Linked DNA regions of Homo sapiens: region 1 is linked to region 2. A link is an interaction called in ENCODE POLR2A ChIA-PET data of the cell type or tissue named here. Cell type or tissue: MCF 10A. All regions are shown on one strand. Region 1 overlaps ZBTB16 (zinc finger and BTB domain containing 16). Region 2 overlaps ZBTB16 (zinc finger and BTB domain containing 16).

The links. ChIA-PET counts read pairs that join two places held together with the same protein. Peaks named below come from ENCODE experiments on the same cell type or tissue, not always from the same donor. Only the 100,000 strongest peaks of a DNase experiment are listed, where the experiment ranks them.
Region 1: POLR2A ChIA-PET joins it to region 2 with 13 read pairs; 6 of 35 experiments call an interaction of 5 or more read pairs at or near these places.

Annotation. Positions count from the first base shown.
Region 1 is chr11:114,080,626-114,083,125 of GRCh38, forward strand. The region is part of intron 2 of ZBTB16 (zinc finger and BTB domain containing 16); the gene reads left to right. Among named protein-coding and RNA genes, the nearest start is that of ZBTB16, 22 kb to the left of the region's middle. In MCF 10A, no CTCF peak of the experiment used is centred here; DNase peaks (open chromatin) are centred at 1,186 and 1,856.
Region 2 is chr11:114,153,699-114,156,198 of GRCh38, forward strand. The region is part of intron 2 of ZBTB16 (zinc finger and BTB domain containing 16); the gene reads left to right. Among named protein-coding and RNA genes, the nearest start is that of ZBTB16, 95 kb to the left of the region's middle. In MCF 10A, no CTCF peak of the experiment used is centred here; a DNase peak (open chromatin) is centred at 1,033.

The DNA of each region.
Region 1 (2,500 bases), 73 kb before region 2:
TGGATCTGTGAAAGCATACATATGTGGGAAAAAATTCAGGTTTAACTAGAGGGAAGTTATTTATTGAAAATCCATTTCAGTATCTGCTTTCTCCCTTCTATTTACTTCAGATCCATATTCATATCATGCTTGTTGTTCTGGCTAACGAGAGGGACTGGCTTATTCACTAGCTAAGGTTTGTTTATTTTCGGAAGGTTGAGGAATAGCACAGAGAGGTTGTCTAAGTGTCCCTGTCTCCATTCCTCCTCTTGCCACCTGTTGAGGAAGGCACTCTCCACCTGCTTTGCAGGCGTGGGCTCTCAATGTGTCCAAGAATCACAGTCAGAGCTGAAGGGCCCTTGGAATCATTTATTGCAGCATGCTCATTTGGGAGGAGTAAGTGGAGGTCCAGAGAGGTTCTGTGATTTTCCCTAGGTCACACAGCAAGCTAGAGGCAAAACCAGGACCCTCACTCCCAGCCCACTTTAATTCTTCCTTCACAAGCCTGCCTGTGACTGCCCAGGTCTGTTCTCTGCTTCTACCAAGGGGTAGGCAAGACTAGAATCTGACTTGAGAGCAGTTTCAGATCTTTGTCTGTGAGGGATGCTGGGGGGTTTCTGGCATGGTGACTTGCCTCCTGGGACACTCATTAACCTCTCTGCTGCTGAGCCTGAGCAGACTAATGTACATCAACTCCTTAGGATTTACAGACAATGCCCTATGTTGGGGGTTTTGAGACCCAAAGATTGCTAAGACATGGGACTTTTCCTTGAAGAGCTTATACTTTGAGTTAAAATATGTATGTTGATATCTATGACAGAGAATAGGAAATGGAAAGACTATGATATATATATTCAGAGTTGAAATGACTTCTGTCTGGAGTGATTCATTTTAAATTTTAAAACCTTGTTGAGCACTTACTGTCTGCTGGGCACCTGGGTAGGCCCTGGGAATACTGTGATGAGCAAGATAGACAAGACGTCTACCCTCCTGGGGCTTTCCTAATGGGGAAGAAAGATCCTTACTTAGCTAGCAGTCCTGTCCGTAACTGTGTAAGGGTGATTTTGATACATGTTGGGAGCCTGGATGAAGTAGCACATGAGTAGGATATTAAAGGATAAGTAGGTTTTGAAGACGGGGACAGAAAGAAGGAAAATTGTGGTCAGGGCCAGGGGAGAAAACAAGGAGTAACTTTCTTTGGCAGGAATGAGGGTGATTCATGCTGGAATGGTAGGCTGGGGTCAGACTGTGGTGCTATAAATGCGTGGAGAGAGATTAGAGAAGGCAGCATGAAGAATGGAGAGAAAATGAGTTTGAAGTTGAGCAGACCCGGGTTCAGATTTTCATGCTGCCACTTGCAAACTGTGTGATGTTGGCCATCAAGGACTGTGAACTGGCTGGGTGCAGTGGCTCACACCTGTCATCCCAGTGCTTTGGGAGGCCAAGGCAGGAGGATTGCGTGAGGCCAGAAGTTTGAGACTGGCTTGGGCAATATAGCGAGACGATCTTTACAAAAAAAAAAAAAAAATTAAAAATGCAGCTGTGCATGCCCATAATCCCAGCTTCTCGGGTGGCTGAAGAGGGAGGATGGCTTGAACTTATAAGTTCAAGGCTGTGGTGAGCTATGATCACGCCACTGCACTCCAGCCTGGGCAACAAAGTGAGACCCTATCTCTATTTCAACACAACAACAACAACAACAGCAACACACACCATGAACTGTAGCTTCTTCATTCCTACAGTGCAGTTATTGTGTGGGATAGCCTGAGGATTTGGGGTAGTGTACTTAACACACTCTGCACAGTGCCTGTAACAGTGTAGTTGCTCAATAAATATAACTGCTGTTTGTTTTAACTGCTGTTTCTTTTTGGACTTTATCCCGGGAGAGTTGGAGCCTTGGAAGGCATTTGAAAAGGAGAGTGACGTGACTGGAGTGCTCCATACTGATGTGACATCCACTAGGCATGTGTCTGACTGCCCCCTGCTCCTTCCCTGCCTTCACGAGCCTGTCTGAAAAGGAGTTTAGTGCGTGATCATCAGCTCCTAAGGAGACCTCTCCCCTGTATCTTGTACCTGGCACTCTACCAAGATTTGATGAGAGGACATGAAATGGACCCTTGCCACCTCTCGGTGGGCGGGGAAGCTGGGAGAGGGGCCTGGGGAGAGGGGGTCTTCAGCTGTCAGGATCAAAGGAAGTGACACTCTGAAGCTGGTCTGCCGGACTGTTACCCGTCTCTCTAACTCTCTTTTAATAGAAACCCAGTCTCCCCTCTTGCCTCCCTGATAGTGAACAGCGACGCTATCTCCCGCGGGCCAGTCTCGGCTGTGGTCGTAGCACTACGCAATGTCTGCAAACCGACAGTGGCATGGGGAGATAAGGGCCCCAACGTTGTGTAACGAGGGGCATGGGCTGTTTGCCCGAGTGGCTCCTGGCCCCTGGGTAACTGCTAACCTCAACGGAGGAGCGGGCCGGCCTTGGAAACGCCGTTCCAGGGCCCCTCGCTGGTTCCACGGATGCCTT
Region 2 (2,500 bases):
CCGTAAGAAGTGGGACGTGGCTCAGGGAGAATAATAGTGCCCCTTAGAGGACCACCTGGTAGGCTAGGTAAAAGGATATGGGTAAGACTTTTGAATGATAAAATTTTGTCTCTATTCAAAATATTTGATGTGATCTTCATCACTTTATAGGTGATCAAACACAGAGAGATTGTGATAGCATGACTTGTCCAAGGTTAATGGCCGAGTCAGGTGGGAGGATGCAGGTCTTCTGGCTGCTGGCTGGGCATTCTTCTTTGTACCCTGCCACCTCTGTAGTAAAAGGGCAAGTGCCTGTCATCTTTCACACCAAGCCAATCCAGTTGGCCACGATAAGCCACTTCCACCAACTGCCAAGCAAATCCATTCATACCTAGAGAAAAGGCAGTGGTGTTACCCAAACCAAGAGTGTTTATCATGGTGAGGGATTTGATTTGGAACCCTCATGGAGAAGAGATGGGAGCCCCAGAGGGGAGTTTAGCCTGGTGGTGGCTCCCAAATCTGAAGACCGGTCACTCTAGTGTCCCTTTGGAAAATAAATCCAAATGGGTGTTCGTCCTCCTATTCCTCTTGACAGCCACCCTTCAGAAGTGGGCACTCCAGGAGCTAACAAACCCCTGGTGAAGAAAAGGATGAAAATAAACTGAAACCCTTATGTTGCCATCCACCAGATTTTGCCATGACTGTGTGCGAGTTCACCTGCCAAACCCCTTATGAATAGAGCCTTTGCCACTCTATAGAAGAACATCTCTTAGAACAGCAAGTATCTATCATGCCCGGGCAAGTGACAGGAATACTCCACCATCGTGTGTGTTTGCATGCACTCACATACCCCTAGGTATGTAGTTTAAAAGATACTTTGTCCAAAATGCTATTAGGACATGTCCCAGTGCCCAACATTGTGAAATCTATTTAGAGTTAAGAATGTTCAGTTAAAATGTTCTGTACTGTTAATATTTCTCAATTTGGGTGGATCAGCATGGCAAGGAGCAAGAGAACATGGGGGGGTGGTACCCCTACAGTGTCATAGATAAGGGTGTGTGTGTGTGTGTATGTTTGTGATTGAGAAATCATTTGTCTTTGGCAAGTGGGGAAAGGGAAAGCATGCAAACAAAACAATGTGATTGAGAAAGAGCTCTGCTGAGAGAACTTTGTGTGATCCCTATCAGAAGGCCGTACACAGTGGATACCATATGCTGGTCCTCATGCTGTGGGAGCCCATTGACTGTGGCTCTAGGGAGGCTCACCTGGGTCCACCACATGGTCTTGACACACTGCTGGGTTCTCATTCTGGGACTTGGAAGGGTGGGTGGCTCGGTTTTGCTACCATCTAGATACTGCCAGCTTGAGTGTGTAATACTCCCTCTCCCCACCTGCAGTTTTATCTGTTGTCAGTACCAGCTCTCCAGCCTTTTACTATGGTCTTAACACATCAACATTTTGATGGAGATAGAGGGCCTTGTTTTCCCTTCTGCCTGCCCCACCGCCCACAGATCCGGCTTCTGGCTGCCACGCCTGCCCTGTCCTGAGGGCCAAGGCCCCTGGGGACGTTGCAGGGATGGCGCAGAGACTGGGGCGGAGGTGGAGGCCAGATCCTGGATCCGGCAATAGCATGTATGGGCCTGACAACAGGAGTGTGGGTGGGCGGCAGCTTGGAGCCTCTCCCCAGTGCTCGGCTCCCTGCTAGCGCACCCGGTTCCCTGCATCTTACCAGCTCCCGTGCTGGCTCGTGACTGAGCTAGGGGTCTGGTGGGAGAGGCCCCGGGTTGGGGGTTGGGAGTTGGGATGGGAGCACTGCTGTAGGTTGGGCCTGTGACCGGTTGTTACTGGGACCTTGGTCTTCCCAGGGGTGATAACATGGGCCTAGCCCACCTCACAGAATCACAGTAATGGCAAAATGAGAGCATGTGTATGAAGAGCTGCAGATGACTATGACCACCCTACATTTATAGAATGATGTTATCCAGTTTCTTGAAACTCTGCTTTCTGTTGGGGCAAGACAGAGGGAAGACACTTCTAAAGCTGGGCCTTAGGGGAAAGGTGTGCATGTTGGGGTGGGTCATTGCAGTCCTAAGAACATCTGGATGCCAGAGAAGTATCTTATGTCTATAAGGGCATCAATTTATTCACAGGCTTATTCAGAGCCTCCTTTGTGTCAGTCACTGTAGTGGAAGTTGGAGGTAGGAGAGAGAAAAGATACAGGTGTAGCCCTCCTGGGTCCCATGGGCTCGTTCACAGTCACCACCCGGGAAAGGCAGTGCTACACAGAGGTGAGCAGAGGCTGTGGGCCTCCTGTGAGGTCTGTGCTAGTTTGACAGTGAGCATTATGTCTGTCTGACTGTCCTGGGTGTTGCATCCTTCCTCCCTCTGGAATTGGATCTGATTTTTTTTCTTGGTCCATGTGTCAGTGGTAAAGCCCGTGGACAAGACCAGGAATGGGTGCTTCACTGGCTGCAGTCCCTGGGCAGAGGGCGTGATTTACGCTGTCTGAGGATCCAGGGAT